4 separate regions of the Homo sapiens genome follow, and regions 1, 2 and 4 are each linked to region 3. A link is a contact called in ENCODE Hi-C or POLR2A ChIA-PET data. All regions are on one chromosome and are shown on one strand. Each heading gives the region's core, a stretch centred on a gene start or an enhancer-like site at or near the end of the contact. The rest is flanking DNA. Distances are from core to core; before and after follow the strand shown.

The links. A loop is a pair of places that touch in the nucleus more often than their neighbours do. ChIA-PET counts read pairs that join two places held with the same protein, here RNA polymerase II (POLR2A). Pooled maps may share reads with other maps.
Region 1: a map of naive thymus-derived CD4-positive, alpha-beta T cell shows a loop between it and region 3 (32-fold over the local background). The contact joins the promoter of TATDN2 here to the promoter of RPL32 in region 3. A Hi-C loop is called at or near these places in 1 of 168 maps with a recorded cell type or tissue (naive thymus-derived CD4-positive, alpha-beta T cell) and 8 of 50 pooled maps. POLR2A ChIA-PET finds 5 or more read pairs at or near these places in 1 of 52 experiments (SK-N-SH).
Region 2: a loop to region 3 is called in a map of CD8-positive, alpha-beta T cell, with 10 times the contacts of the local background. The contact joins the promoter of MRPS25 here to the promoter of RPL32 in region 3. A Hi-C loop is called at or near these places in 2 of 168 maps with a recorded cell type or tissue (CD8-positive, alpha-beta T cell and naive thymus-derived CD4-positive, alpha-beta T cell) and 7 of 50 pooled maps.
Region 4: a loop to region 3 is called in a map of naive thymus-derived CD4-positive, alpha-beta T cell, with 24 times the contacts of the local background. The contact joins the promoter of SEC13 here to the promoter of RPL32 in region 3. A Hi-C loop is called at or near these places in 1 of 168 maps with a recorded cell type or tissue (naive thymus-derived CD4-positive, alpha-beta T cell) and 8 of 50 pooled maps. POLR2A ChIA-PET finds 5 or more read pairs at or near these places in 2 of 52 experiments (CD4-positive, alpha-beta T cell and activated T-cell).

The regions. Positions count from the first base shown.
Region 1 is chr3:10,246,263-10,249,768 of GRCh38, forward strand. It overlaps TATDN2 (TatD DNase domain containing 2), which reads left to right and starts at 2,197. Exons shown (of 8, transcript NM_014760.4): 1 at 2,197-2,805; 2 at 2,933-3,352. The coding sequence starts at 2,939. RefSeq lists a silencer at 2,083-2,512 and an enhancer at 2,765-3,506.
Region 2 is chr3:15,063,343-15,067,056 of GRCh38, forward strand. It overlaps MRPS25 (mitochondrial ribosomal protein S25), which reads right to left and starts at 1,973. Exons shown (of 4, transcript NM_022497.5): 1 at 1,719-1,973. The coding sequence starts at 1,852. RefSeq lists an enhancer at 1,953-2,132.
Region 3 is chr3:12,839,163-12,842,824 of GRCh38, forward strand. It overlaps RPL32 (ribosomal protein L32), which reads right to left and starts at 2,403. Exons shown (of 4, transcript NM_000994.4): 1 at 2,332-2,403; 2 at 980-1,080; 3 at 187-368. The coding sequence starts at 1,075. SNORA7A (small nucleolar RNA, H/ACA box 7A) reads right to left here and starts at 1,288; the gene lies at 1,150-1,288. RefSeq lists enhancers at 763-1,701, 1,702-2,638, 2,732-2,981.
Region 4 is chr3:10,319,027-10,322,729 of GRCh38, forward strand. SEC13 (SEC13 homolog, nuclear pore and COPII component) reads right to left here and starts at 2,086. Exons shown (of 9, transcript NM_183352.3): 1 at 2,024-2,086. The coding sequence starts at 2,026. RefSeq lists enhancers at 1,752-2,051, 1,799-2,394 and a silencer at 2,242-2,321.

The DNA of each region.
Region 1 (3,506 bases), core at 947-3,446, 2.6 Mb before region 3:
ATGTCTTTCTTGGCTATTGCTCCTCAACAGTAAGTTTAGATCACTTCATTCTTTTTGCCTTACATTCCATTGTATGGATATTCCTTAATGTATATAACCAGCTGATAGAGATTGAGGTTTTGTTTTCATTCTAGCTACTACAGACAATGCCACCTTCCAAGGAGATTGTATCAATTAACACGTTCATCAGGGATGTATGGGAGTGCATTTCCTCACATCCTCAGCCACAAGGTATATTATCCTGCTTTTTTTTTTTTTTTGAGATGGAGTCTTGCTCTGTTGCCCAGGCTGGAGTGCAGTAGCGTGATCTTGGTTCACTGCAAGCTCTGCCTCCCGGGTTCACACCATTCTCCTGCCTCAGCCTCCTGAGTAGCTGGGACTACAGGCATCTGCCACCAGGCCCGGCTAATTTTTGTTTTTTTTTTTGTATTTTTAGTAGAGATGGGGTTTCACCATGTTAGCCAGGATGGTCTCGATCTCCTGACCTCGTGATCCACCCACCTCGGCCTCCCAAGGTGCGGGGATTACAGGCGTGAGCCACCGCACCCGGCCCCTTACCTTGTTTTTTGATTATTGCCAATCTAACGAGTGGAAAATTATAATTTTATATGTACTTTTTAATTTAATTTAATTAATTAATTTTTTTTTTTTAGAGACGGAGTCTCTCACCCAGGCTGAAGTGCAGTGGCGCAATCTTGGCTCACTGCAAGCTCCACCTCCTGGGTTCACGCCATTCTCCTGCCTCAGCCTCCCGAGTAGCTGGGACTACAGGCGCCTGCCACCACGCCTGGCTAATTTTTGTATTTTTAGTAGAGGCGGGGTTTCACCGTATTAGCCAGGATGGTCTCGATCTCCTGACCTCGTGATCTGCCCGCCTTGGCCTCCCAAAGTGCTGGGATCACAGGCGTGAGCCACCACACCTGGCCTTACATGTACTTTTTTAATGGTTGAGGTGGAGCCATCTTTCTTATATTTAGGAGCGTTTCATGATTTGTTTTTGTTCATTGCTTCCTTTGCCTTTTTTTTTTTTTTTCCCTGAGACAGGGGTCTCACTTTGTCTCCCTGGCTGGAGTGCAGTGGCAGTAATCTTGGCTCACTGGACCCTCGACTTCCCAGGCTCAAGGGATCCTCCCACCTCAGCCTCCTGAGTAGCTGGGACTACAGGCGCCCACCACCACACCAGGCTAATTTTTGTGTTTCACTAGAGACAGGATTTCACCATGTTGCCCACGCTGGTCTCGAACTCTTTGCCTCAAGAGATCCACCCACCTCGGCCTCCCAAAGTGCTGGGATTACAGACGTGTGCCACTGGACCCAGCCTCCTTTGCCAGTCTTAATACTAAGTTATTTTATTATTTTGGGAGAATTGCTACATCGAATATCAGCCCTTTGTCATATGTTTCGAGTATTTTTCTGAATTTGTACCTTGTCTTTGATTTTTTTTCTTTTTTGAGACAGGGTCTTGCTCTGTCCTCCAGGCTGGAGTGCAGTGGCGGGATCACAGCTCACTGCAGCCTCGACCTCCCGGCCTCAAGTGATCCTCCCACCTCAGCCTGAGTAGCTGGCATCACGCCCAGCTAATTTTATTTTTTGTAGAGATGGGGGTCGCACCATGCTGGCCAGGCTGGTCTCTAACTCCCGAGCTCAAGCCATCCTCCCGCCTCGGTCTTCCAAAGTGCTGAGATTGCAGGCGTGAGACACCGTGCCCAGCCGTCTTTAATATTTTTCACCAGGCGGATAGTTCACATTTTTGTGTAGTCTTTTTTTTTTTTTTTTTGGTGCCTTCTAATTCTAATTCTTCCCATTTCTGGGTGTGTACTTAGTCTCTCTGAGCCACAGTTTTCTGCTCTATAAAGTGGGGTGATAATGCTCAGTACACGGTTTGCTTTGGCTCGATGAGAAATCCAGGTCTGAAAGCTTCAGGTACAGCGGCCGGCGCTGAGGAAAACAGCGTTAAGTGAGGCGCGTCAGCGGACACCACCTGCCTGCACATCTGGCTGGCCTCAACTTCCCGCTGTTCGAGCCCACGTGAGTGGCTCCGCCCCATCTGGCTTCTGACCAATGGACGAGCTTCCTAAGGCGTACCGTCCCGACTCCAAGGCGCCTGGCTTTGAGGCGGGCTGCGTCTTGCTCGGAGTCCCGCCCCTTGCCGGGTCGAGCAATGGGCGCCTTCCGTTTGGCGCAGGCCCCGCCCCTGTCGCTCTCCGGCCTGCGGGCCGCAGGGCTCGTTCCGGAGGGCGGGCGCCACGGAGGCCGGAGTGGTCGCAGTTCGGGCGGAGGCCGGGCCAGGCGGGGCTGTAGGGCTGGGGCAGGCGGCGGGCTGCCCGGCGGGACAGCTGCGGCAGCCGGCGGGGGGCGTCCTGAGTTGGCGGTCGAGGGCGCTGCCAGCTCCCGAGGGGCCGCTCGGGCCCCTTCCGGCCCGGGTCTGGTTGGGCCGCAGGAGCAGGGCGGGCTGCGGCGCCCGGGTCTGGCCCTGGCCTACGGGCTAAGCGCCCGGCCCCGGGGCCGCGGATCCGGCAGCCATGTGTGGATCTTGAAGCGCCATGTGGTCTTCTGAAGCGCTTGACAGTTCTAAAGGGCTTTATATTGCAAACTGATCAAAGCGCTTCGTAGCCCCGGAAGCGCTTAGGCATCTCCGAAGTAGCGCTGGGCAAAGTGAAGGCTTCCTGATCTCAGAAGCACGTTGTGGGCTTGGAAACCGACGGCAGCCTTTAGTCAATTTTGGATCGCTTTGACTTCTCCAACACGGTTTGGCATCTCTGAAACCTTGAGAACTGTGATGGGCAGTGGAAAGAAGAGGGAAAGGTCAGTGAGGCTAGCCCCTGGCTCTGCCCTTATGTCTTGCCGTCCTCCTGGGCCCGGGGTGGCGGGAATCTGAGGTGGGGTCGCCAGGAAGGGTGGTGTTGGAATCCAGGCCCCCTGTACCTTGCAGGTGCCCATGGCGTCCGAGCGGGGCAAGGTCAAGCACAACTGGAGCAGCACGTCGGAAGGGTGTCCCCGCAAGCGCAGCTGCCTCCGGGAGCCCTGTGATGTGGCCCCCTCCAGCCGGCCAGCTCAGAGGTCTGCGTCGCGTTCTGGAGGGCCCAGCAGCCCCAAGCGCCTGAAAGCCCAGAAGGAGGACGATGTGGCTTGCTCGCGGAGGTTATCCTGGGGCTCATCCCGCCGCAGAAATAACTCCTCCTCCTCCTTCTCCCCACATTTCTTGGGCCCTGGTGTGGGCGGGGCCGCCTCCAAAGGCTGCCTGATTCGGAACACTCGGGGGTTCCTGTCTTCAGGGGGATCCCCTCTGCGTCCTGCCAACGCCTCTTTGGAAGAAATGGCTTCTCTAGAGGAGGAAGCCTGCAGCCTTAAGGTAGGTGGCTGCCACGCTTTGCAATCGGTGAAGCCCCTTCCACATGGCTTGAGAGGTTGGGGATGGGAATTTTGGTGGAAGGAGACTACAAAACATTACATCCTTGAAGGTCTGGAAGGTCTTTCTAGAAGTCCACTCCCCCCAAACTCGAAGA
Region 2 (3,714 bases), core at 723-3,222, 2.2 Mb after region 3:
ATAAGGCACCTTCCCATTGCCCCCAGCAGGTACCCAAAGACTGGCTGGACCGGTCGCAGGCACTTGGGATGGAGGTAGGTCCCAGTGGGGCAGCTGAAGGGCTGAGGGCACATGAACAAACAAGGGCTGGGGATTGGGGGAGGACTGCGGCTAGCCAGAGCAAGGCAGACAGACTCCAACCCACGGGTACAAGATCACAGAGGGCACAGGTGGCACAGGCCAGCCCCTACCACCAGGAACAAAGAAACAGTGAATGGCTGTTTGTATCCCATTTACCTAGAGGACATTAAAATATCTGAGAATGTAAGTAAGAGGCTCACAGGCTTATTTTGATTGGCTGGCCATTTAAAAGCCAGAGATTTACATAAAAACCTAGATTTCAGCTTCTTGACAAATGAGAAATTCTCCACGGAGCCCACAATGCCAAACAGTGAAGGGCCCTCTGGATAGGGCATGTGCTCTCCAGCTCGCTGCGGGCCGCACCGAGACCCCCACCCCTTCCCATTATCTGCCTGGCAGTTGCCCGGGGACAAAGGTGTGCACAGTTGTGCAGTAGGTTATGAAGGAGTATCTGGGTGCCCATACACCCTAAGACCAAGACCAAGTCTTCCAGGAAGCCATCAAGCCAGCTGATTCCAGGCAAGCAGGTCCAAGTTATCAGATTCACCTGCGCAGAGCAAATGGCTAGGAAGCGGCTTCCGGATCTCTTGAAGGGCCATGCAGTGAAGGTCCGTCACCAAGGGGACCATGCCCCACAAGAAGTTGCTCCCCGCCCCCACGCCTCATTTTGATCCAACATACACCCAAGTCCCAAAGTTTCTGCGGGCTAAGGCTGCCTCCTCCATCACTGCTGAACTCCCAGCACACAGCACACAGCCTAGCACTCAGAGTGTACTCAATAAATGTAGACTTCATACCTGCAGAGCCTAAGGCACTGCTTAGGGCTGCCTCAGGGTCAATCCAAACCTTTCACTTGCCAACTGCCATTCAATGAGTCCCTACTCTGCTCCAAGCTGAAAGACATCCTAGGCGTTCCCTACAGTTCCTTCTAGTCGGGGTAGGGTCTGCCGCTGCACAGCTGACATAATTAATCACTTCCTTCCAAACCTTGAGTCCCGAAGGAAGCGGCCACACTGCCCGGCTCACCGCTCACCGGCTGGCATGGTGTCTCGTGGAGCTGCAAGTTACTTAACCTCTCTGTGCGCTTCCCCAGCCTTAGAGTGGGGATAAGCTGGGGTTTCTCTAGGCATCAGAAAAAAGAAAGCGCGAGAAGCATTCAGAACTGTGCGAGATATGATCAGTGTTCGCCGCTGTTATTTCTCTCATTTTATCCTCAGATTCGTCCTGGGGTGTCACCCCCGTCACCCCGAAAGGATCTGCGGCTGCCCCTCCCCAGCGCTTGCCTTGCTGGCCAGAGGGGCCAAGGGAACTGGTGGCCTCCCTCGGGTCAGCCTCGCCCACCGCGCCGGAGGAAGGAGATCCAGGAGTGGGGTTCTTGTCCTCCGCCCCCCAAACCTCGTCACGACTGCAGCCGGCCCGGCGGGGGCCCCGCCGTCCGCCTCAGTCTGGACCTCTGTAAAATGGGGGTAACAGCGCCGACCTGGGGGGCCCGCCCCGGGGATGAACGGCCGCCCAGAGCGACTCGGGACCTCACGTTACCAGCAGGCTGGCACGACTAGCAGGTTACGGCTCGCCAGGCGGCCGGGGCTGCGACTGACCTGGCGCCCTCGCCCAGCTCCCCATGCGTGTTGTAATTCACTGTCATGACCTTCACGGAGTCCTTGAACACCACGTTCCCCTGGCTCAGATATTGCAGGGTGCGGCGGATGGGGAAGCGGCCCTTCATGGGCATGGCGGCAACGGTGGCGGGGCCGACCCCACGGGCCGCGAGCCGAGCAGCGACGAGAAAGGACTAGCTAGCACCCGCGCGGATCTCACGCGGCTTCTCCCCAGAGCCAGGTTCCACTTCCCGCGCAGACGCACAGGAGACGCTTCCCGGCGGGCAGCGCACGCCGCGGAGCACTCTGGGACTTGTAGGCGGCCTTCGACCCGGCGCGGCGAGAACCGGTGTGTGCAGCTTCGCTTTAGGACGCCTTCCCCTTGGAAGGTTTAGGTTGTCGCGTCCTGTAAATTAGTCATTTCCCCATCCACCCACGGGAAAATATTTTTACATAGGCTAAAAGTCAGACATTGCAATAAGAAATAATCAGGAAAGCTCAGTTTGGATACCAAGTCAGCTGATAACGTCCTATTGAACGTATTGTCCATTTTTCTCCCCAAACATCTCCAGTTTTATCATGAAGAGTTCAAACTGCACTTTCTGACGTTGACTTAAACTTCTTAGCAAAAGAAAAAAAGATGGTTTGGGATCAATTCCTTCCTAAATTCAGCCACTTAACTCAGGACCTCAATTTTTTCGTAAACAAACTATGGGTGAGATGTATTTCTAGGGCCAGGCGCGGTGGCTCCCGCCTGTAAACCCAGCCTTTGGGGAAGCCGAGGCGGAAGGATCGCTTGAGGTCAGGAATTCGAGACCAGCCTGCCCAACATGGCGAAACCCCGTCTCTACTGAAAATACAAAAATTAGCCTGGTGTGGTGGCAGCACCTGTGGTCCCAGCTACTCAGAAGACTGAGGTGGGAGGATCGCTCGAACCCGGGAAGTTGCAGTGAGCCGAGATCGCGCCACTGCACTCCAGCCTGGGCGACAGAGCAAGACTCCCTCTCAAAAAAAAAAAAGATACATTTCTGAAGTACTCTTGATCTGAAAGGTATTTCTCCTTCTCTTTTGAAGAGTGATTTTGCCAGATTTAGAATTCTAGGTTAGTGTTTTTCCTTTCCCTCCCTCCCTTCTGGAGTGCAATGGTGCTATCTTGGCTCACCGCAACCTCCGCCTCCCAGGTTCAAGTGATTCTCCTGCCTCAGCCTCCCGAGTAGCCGGACTTACAGGCATGCGCCACTACACCCAGCTAATTTTGTATTGTCAGTAGAGACGGGGATTCTCCATGTTGGTCAGGCTGGTATCAAACTCCTGACCTCAGATGATCCGCCCGTCTCAGCTTCCCAAAGTGCTGGGATTACAGGCGTGAGCCACTGCGCCTGGCCCTGGTGTTTTTCTTTCAACAATTTAAATAGTTCACTCCACTCTTTTTTTGCTTGCATGGTTTCAAACAAGTAATTAAATGCAATTACATTTATAGGTATGATGGCTTTTTCCTTTAGCTTCTTTCAAATTTTCTCTTGGTGTTTGGTTTACGGGGTTAGAATAAGGTAATGCAGATCTGTAGATGTTTTGTATTTGTCCTGCTTGGAGTCCTCTGAGCCTCCTGGATCTGTGATTTCATGTCTGTCATTAATTTTGTAAAGTTCTTAGCCATTTATTAGTTCAGGTATTTATTCTTCACTCTTTTCTCTTTCTAGTATTCAAGTTAAATGCATTTTATGTCTTCTGGAATTGCCTCATAGTTCTCGAATGTTCTGGCGGGGTGATGGAGGTTCTCTTTGCATTTTAGTGGGGAAGTTTCTGTTGACCTATCTTCAAATTCATTTAATCTTTGGTTATGGACAGTCTACTGATAAGCCCATTAAGGCATTTTTCATTTAAGGTTTTAACTTCTAGCACTTCCTTTTGATTCTTAGGGTGTTTGTTTGTTTGTTTTGAGACAAAGTCTCTGTCACCCAGCCTGGAGTGCACTGGTGCAATCTCTGCTCACTGC
Region 3 (3,662 bases), core at 1,153-3,652:
GAAACACCTTGAATTCCCCAACAAGCATTCTCTAAAATCCTGCAAGGAACAACTTCTGATTCCCTCAGAGAATGTACAACACCCCCCGCCAAAATGCATCCCAAGAGTTTGTAGAGTTCCTGCCAGAAGTGCTCACACAGATGCAAACTTCTGATCACTGAAAACTAGAGGTGGGACCCAACTCACTTGTTGCACATCAGCAGCACTTCCAGCTCCTTGACGTTGTGGACCAGGAACTTCCGGAAGCCACTGGGCAGCATGTGCTTTGTTTTTTTGTTGCTTCCATAACCAATGTTGGGCATCAAGATCTGGCCCTTGAATCTTCTACGAACCCTGTTGTCAATGCCTCTGGGTTTCCGCCAGTTACGCTGAAGGAAATAATACACAGGTGGGTTAGCGTCTGTGCAGAGTGCGAACTCTTCCTTTTGGGGAGGGAAAAAAAGGACCAAATGAAAAGGAAGTATGCCACACAGTAGTTGCCTTTGGTAACAGGACTTCACTATTTCCTTACTTTTTTGGTGGGAAAAACCAGGAGCTCGTGGCTTTAGCCACTAGGGATGAAGGCACCCCCACCATTGCCACTCCCAAGCAATGGAGGAGGCACCAATGGGATGCGAGGGGACTGTGTAGATACTGAGATGGCAAGCACAGCTGCAGACACTGCTCTCAGCACCTGAGTTTTCTTGTCTATAAAATAGGGATCCTGCTGTCACAAGGCAACCCAAAATACAGGACACAAATGCAAAGCCCTCTGAACACATCAAAACGGCCAAATGTCCCTTTTCATTAAAGTTTCGCTTCACACATCAAGAGACATAAGTACCAGCACTAGGGCACACTGGGGGAGACCTGTATTTCTACAGAAAGCTCTTCCACAAGCCAGTTCATCGGTCAAAGATAATCCTGACTAGGTGATGTCAGAAACTGTTGGAAACTCTTTTCTTCACCCCACACCCATTTCCATCCCAGGACCACATACCTTAATTTTGACATATCGGTCTGACTGGTGCCGGATGAACTTCTTGGTTCTCTTTTTGACGATCTTGGGCTTCACAAGGGGTCTGAGGGCGGCCATGATGCCTTTTGGGGAAGAAGCGGCCCCAGGTGAGGAAGAATCCTGGAAGGAGGCTTTCCTGCCCAGGGACTGAACACTGTCGCAGAGTGTCTTCCAATCGCCAGCTACGGAGCAAGCTGGGAATGGAATGGGTGCCTCTGCCAGGCTTGCTTTCCCTCCCTTTCCGAAGCTGGCAGAATACTAGGCACTCTCCAGATGCGATCCCAGGAGGTCAAGGGTCACCTCACCCACTCAGAGCCCAAAGAATGCCAACAGCTGAGCAAATCAAAACTGACCCCAAGACACTCTCAATTTGCAAGGGGCAGCAAATCCCACCCCACCAGTGTCCGAACCCCCAGATGGTCCTTCCGGTAGTACTGGCCTTGACCATCTACTTGAACCTGAGTCTTTTCCTCACCTGTAAAATGAAGATGACACTGCGCGCTGAATGCCTGCAGTGCCTGTCACAGGGTAAATGTTCAATAAAACCTTCTAATTCCCTAGGGAGCTGCTGCGCTACCACACCCTCAACACACACAAAACCACCATATACCTCTGAAGATGCCTCAAACCTGGAGATCTTCCAGTATCAACTCACACCTTCCTCAGTGTGGTCTTCCGAGCCATTGATTTCCTACAGCAGCACCCCTTCTGCTCTCTTCGCAGCCATCAACTGGCCCAGAGTGGGTACTCAATGAACCACGTATTCAAAACGACTCTGCCTTCTGGCCCATGATATCCTCGAAGGCAAGGTGGGGGCAGTTGCATCTTCATATTCCCAGAGATACTACCAGAATTTCTGCCTGCAGCTGGACCAGCCGACCTACAGCTCGTCTTTCCTTGGCGGTCCCGCAGCAGCAGCCCTCGGGCCAGAGACTGCAGCGGAAGAAGCCGGCCATGGCATGAACGAATACACGTGGGCCGACATTGGTGAGCGCTGGGATCCACAGATCCCAGCTGAAAGCTGTCAAGCTGGGCCACCCCTGGTCGTCCCACGGCCCCCAGGAGACCCCGAAGTCTGGCCTCAACTAGCACCCTCCACCGCCAAGGAACAAACAAGCAGCCCGCAGCTCTGAATACAGGCGGAGGGCAGGAGGCTCTGGGACGCAAAGCCCTATCAACTCGGCGGCTTCGTTCTGTTCCTGTACACGCTCCAGTAAGCTGACAATAACAATACCCACAGACACTACCGCGCTGAAGGGGAGGCCTCCGCACCACTGGGCGACGGGGCCAGATGAATCCCGCAGGAATGCGGATTGCCACGGATTAACACTTACCGAGAAGGAGATGGCTGCCACCTCCGTAGGCAGCGCCGAGGAAGAGAGAAGGGACGGTGGCGCGCAAGGGCTGATGGGTCGTAACCCCTGGGTCCTAGCAGGGAAAAAGGCAAGCACTTCCGGCTCCGGCTCTTTTAAATAAAATAAAGACACGTCAAAAAATAATGCCGCAAAAATTCTGAGTATACATGTTTTAATAGACAATAATAACTAGGAATAGGACTGAGAAATGTATTCTACCTATCCTTGGGACTACGTAGAAATTTGGAATTCTTTCTGAGCTAATAAGACCTGGTGGAGGGAGGAATTTACTTCCGCCAGAAGTCGAAGCCAATCCGCTTTTGGGCTATTTCCGCCCGCGTTTCTTCTACTCCGAAGTGCGCCTCTTAGTGGTCAGAAGAGAACAAGACAGAGACTTCCTAATAATTTCATCACCGAATTTAGACAGTAAATAGTAACGAAAACAGCTAACATGCGATGGAGTTCACTATGCCTACCACAATTCTATAACGTACCCCTATTATTGTCTCCATTTTGCATATGTGGAAGATGAAATTTGGAGACTTGACTCCAAACTCCACGCTTCTAACCACTGGGCGAAACTGCCTAGTTTTTCTTTGTTCATTTTTTAGAAATGGGGTCTCACTCTGTTGCCCAGGCTGGTCTTGAACTCCTGGGCTCAAACGATTCTCTCGCCTCAGCCTCCTGAGTAGCTGGGATTACGGGCACGAGCTACTGCCTAGATGTTTTTTGTTTTGTTTTGTTTTTTGGTTTTTGGTTTTTTTTAGACAGGGCCTCCCTCTGTCACCTAGGCTGGAATGCAAAGGTGCCATCTCACGGCTCACGGCAGCCCCTGCCTCCCAGACTGCCTAGTTTTTAAAGATGCTCTTGATTTGTTTTGCTTAGCTTTTGTATTTAAGATTATTGTGCAAATTGGCTGAGCACTATGGTTCACACCTATAATTCCAATACTTTGGGAGTCTGAGGTGGGAGATTTGCTTGAGCCCAGGAGTTCAAGACCGGCCTAGGCAACATAGTAAGACCCTGTCTCTACAAAAAATAAAATAATTAGCTGGGGCTGGTGGCGCATGCCTGTAGTCCCAGTTACTCGAGAGGCTGAGCTGGGATGATCACGTGAGCCCAGCAGTTCTAGACTGCAGTTAGCTGTGATAATGCCACTGCACTCCAGCCTGAGTGACAGAGCAAGACTCTGTCTCAACAACAACAAACCTATAAAGACAAATAACCCAATTGAAAAATGGGTAAAGAATCCAAATAGACATTTCTCTGTGGCCAATGAACACATGAAATGATCCACATCATTAGCCATC
Region 4 (3,703 bases), core at 836-3,335, 2.5 Mb before region 3:
AAATGAACAAAAGCTGTTATTTTTTTTCTTTGCTCAACCACTCTTCTCTTAAATTCTTGGGATAGAAAAGAGGACTTAAAAGAAGTTTCAGTGTGGAACAGACATTTCTTACCATTTTCCCCATTTCATCTTTTCCAGCACAAGCCCTGTAGGTATAAAGTTTGACTTGTGATTTCAGAAAGGCAGACAGTGGAAGAGGATGGCTGCAAAGCAGTTCAAGAGGTACACACCAAGTAAGCACAGGTTCTCTCATCAGATTCTAGACTCTCTAAAAACCAGGTCCCCGAAGTCTGCAAAGGCAAGTAAGGACAATAAGGAGTTTCCTCCATGTGCCGAGCTGTATAGGTTACAAAGTGCACAGGAAGGCGGGGAGGGCAGGGTACCAAGGGCACAGTCAATCAGAGACCTGCGACAGACTAAGGAAATGAAGAAGCCCAGAGAAGAGAAAGCACTTGCCAAAGTCACAGAGCTAGTTCAAGGCAGACCTGGGAAAAGAGCCCCATCCCCTAACCTTCTAATGCTGAGTCCACAAAACTTCACTCCACCAGGCTGCCTGTCTAGAATGTAAAGCAGTTGTTACACTGAGTTCTGTAAAGCTGCGGTTAAGTAGGTTCACGAAGAAAGTTTACTGAGAGGTAGTTTCAACCAGGTTACCAAAGGACCTTAGAAATAATCAGCATTTAATTCTAACCACTCTCACCCACCAGTCAGGGTTGATGAACCACACTTCTGAATGAGAGAGAGAGAGAGAGAGAGAGAGAGAGAGAGAAGGCGGGGGGGGGGGGGGGGGAGGAAAGAGGGAGGGGGAGAGAAAAGGACGGAAGGAAGGAGGAAGGGCGGGAGAGAAAGGGAGAGGGAGAGGAAGGGGGGAGGAAGAGGGAGCGGGGAGAGAGAGAGAGAAGAGAGGGAGGGGGAGAGAGAGAAAGGGAGAGGGAGAGGAAGGGGGGAGGGAGAGGGAGTGGGGAGAGAGGGAGGGTGGGGAGAGAGAGAGAGAGAGAGAGAACTTCTTAGAGTACTTCTTCCCAGGGACCTGGTATTATCTGGTCCCTGTTAACACCTGCACTCAAAATAATTCACCTCTTTGAGATCAGATAATGAGTTAAAAATTCATTTAGGATGAGCTGAATGTCAGAGCATAAAAGCCTCAACTCTAACCTGCAGTGGAAGAGCCAGAGGTGAGTGATTTACACCTAACCCTCTGCAGAACAAGAACACAGTGTTCTGATTTCTAGGTTCCTGCAGGTTCCCTCAAACCTGCTGCTGAGACACACCCATGTTTCTAAAAGAATGCATGTACTAGATATTCCAGGCTCAGCCCAGATACTTCCATTCTTTAGTTCTCCTTCAGTCATTCATTCACTCAAGGAGTAAGTGTGGAGTGAATGTACACTGCAGATGCCACAGAGACTTAAAAAACCCTGAGCCCCTGCCTTCGGAGGGTCGTTCAGGCCATCTTTACGTTTCCCGAGGTGCCCATCCTACCTGGGGGCCCTACCCCGAGCAACAGTTCAATCATCTCTGCTGGGAGCTGCAGTAGGCGGCAGAAAGGAATGGTTAGGAGGGTTCAAATCTCGGCTCTACTACCACTTAAGCAGCTGTGCAAGAGGCTCCACGTCTCCGAACCTCAAGTGTCCTCATCTGTAAAGTGTTGAGAAGAATAGCACCTTCTTCACAAGGCTGTTAGCAGGCGGAGATTACGAACAATGCTGAGGGCTCGGTATACAGTAGCTCCTCTGCTGTTCCTCGTTTTGTTTTCAATTGTTGACCGAAAAGAAGGAAGGGAGACTGGCAGGAGACGCAGGAGCGGCGCGCCCCGCAAAGTCAGGGAGGTTCCTCGGCCTCACCTCTGGACTCCCCTCGGAATGGTCCGCAAGGACGGGGCCAGAGCCCCCCAAATCTCTAAGCGGTGGAGGGGAGCTGAACGGCTCCAGCTTGGGATTTGGGACTCAGGACGGCCGAGGAACCCGTGAAGGCCGCGACCGTGGCCTTCACCCTGCTAGGCCTCCTCAGTACCAACACTCACCATGATTGCGGCGGTGGCTGCTCCAGGTCTCGGACGTGGCAGCTCCCGGCGGCGCCTCGGAACAGCTCACTTCCGGCGCCGGGCCCGACGGGCCGTGGCGTAGGAGCCTCCGGGCAGCAACGCGCTCGGCTCGCACAGCAGTTCCGCGCCTTCCAGAGGGCGCGCCCCGCCCTCCCGTGGCCCAGCCCCTATCCTCCAGTGACGTGCGAGACCAGAGGGCTGGGGCTCTGGTTGCCGCAGTTACCCTGACCCGGAGGGCTTTGGAATCTGAAGCTCTGGTGGGTCTACTCTCCCGACCAAGTCTGCCCTTTTCCTGAGATCCATAAATGAAAGAAAGGATTAATATAACTATCGGCCGGGCGCGGTGGCTCATGCCTGTAATCCCAGAACTTTGGGAGGCTGAGCTGGGGGGTGGATCACCTGAGGTCAGGAGTTCGAGACCAGCCTGGCCAACATGGTGAAACCCCGTCTCTACCAAAAATACAAAAATTAGCCGGGCATAGTGGCGCGCGCCTGTAGTCCCAGCTACAGGCTGAGGCAGGAGAATCGCTGGAACCCGGGAGGTGGAGGTTACAGTGAGCCGTGACTGCACCATTGCACTCCAGCCTGGGCAACAGAGAGACACTCTTGTAAAAAAGAAAAAAATCTATCTATCTATCTATCTATCTATCTATCTATCTATCTATCTATCTATCATCTATCTATCTGCAGCTTCACCCGCCTCACTACGGCTCTGGGTGCGACTGGTCTTATGATGAATGTTGTAGGATGAGTGACATCTTAGGAGTAAGTAGACTGTCCTAGTGCTTCCTTGTTGTAGTCTCCCTCTCAGTACCCAAGGACTGGGACCAGGGCAGAGGAGGCCAGGGAATGCCCCTCGCCAGAGGCTGGGACCTCTGGCCCTGCCATCCCTAACCCCTATATAGGACTGCCCCTTCCAAACCGATCCCCTGGGGTCCTGAGTAAGTCCCATCAAGGAGACCCCCCTAGGCAATGAAGGATCTCAGCCAGGCTCCTGCAGCTAGAGCCCCAGACCTAATCCTCAGGGTCCCCAACCCCAGGTCTCTGGCTTCACAAGGTAGGGCAGCTGAAGGCTCCCCACAAGCGCAGTGAGAATGCCACACTGGAGGACAGAGCCTGGGCTCCCCGCCTCAGCCACATATGGTCTAGCCCTGGGCCCCTTGTGACATTAAGGAGGCAGATGAGCTGGGGGAGGCCTTGGCTCCCCTTGGGCAAGTCACAGTCCTTCAGTTTCCTCTGCTGAAACTGGGAGTAAGGACCCTAGCTGGAGATGGTCACTGCTTGAAGGAAGATGTTAAGGCTCAGAGAATGTGATAGACCCAAACTGTCAAGGAGCTTTGGAGGGGAGGCCAGGGGAGTAGGGTGTTAGAATTAAGGGCCAGGCCTCTGGGCAACTCTTCTACCCCACTGCAGCTTTCAAGATTTTTTATTGCCCTCTAGTGGAGAAATTGTTGCAGGGGTGTGAGGGGGTGGTGGTTAGGTTAGAGCAGGGAACAAAGGCAGGTTTCAGGGGATCTCTTGGATCTCCTGTTGTTTTTTTTGTTTTTTTTTTTTTGGAGATGGACTCTAGCTCTGTTGCCCAGGCTGGAGTCCAGTGGTATGATCTTGGCTCACTGCAACCTCTACCTCCCGGGTTCAAGCAATTCTCCTGCCTCAGCC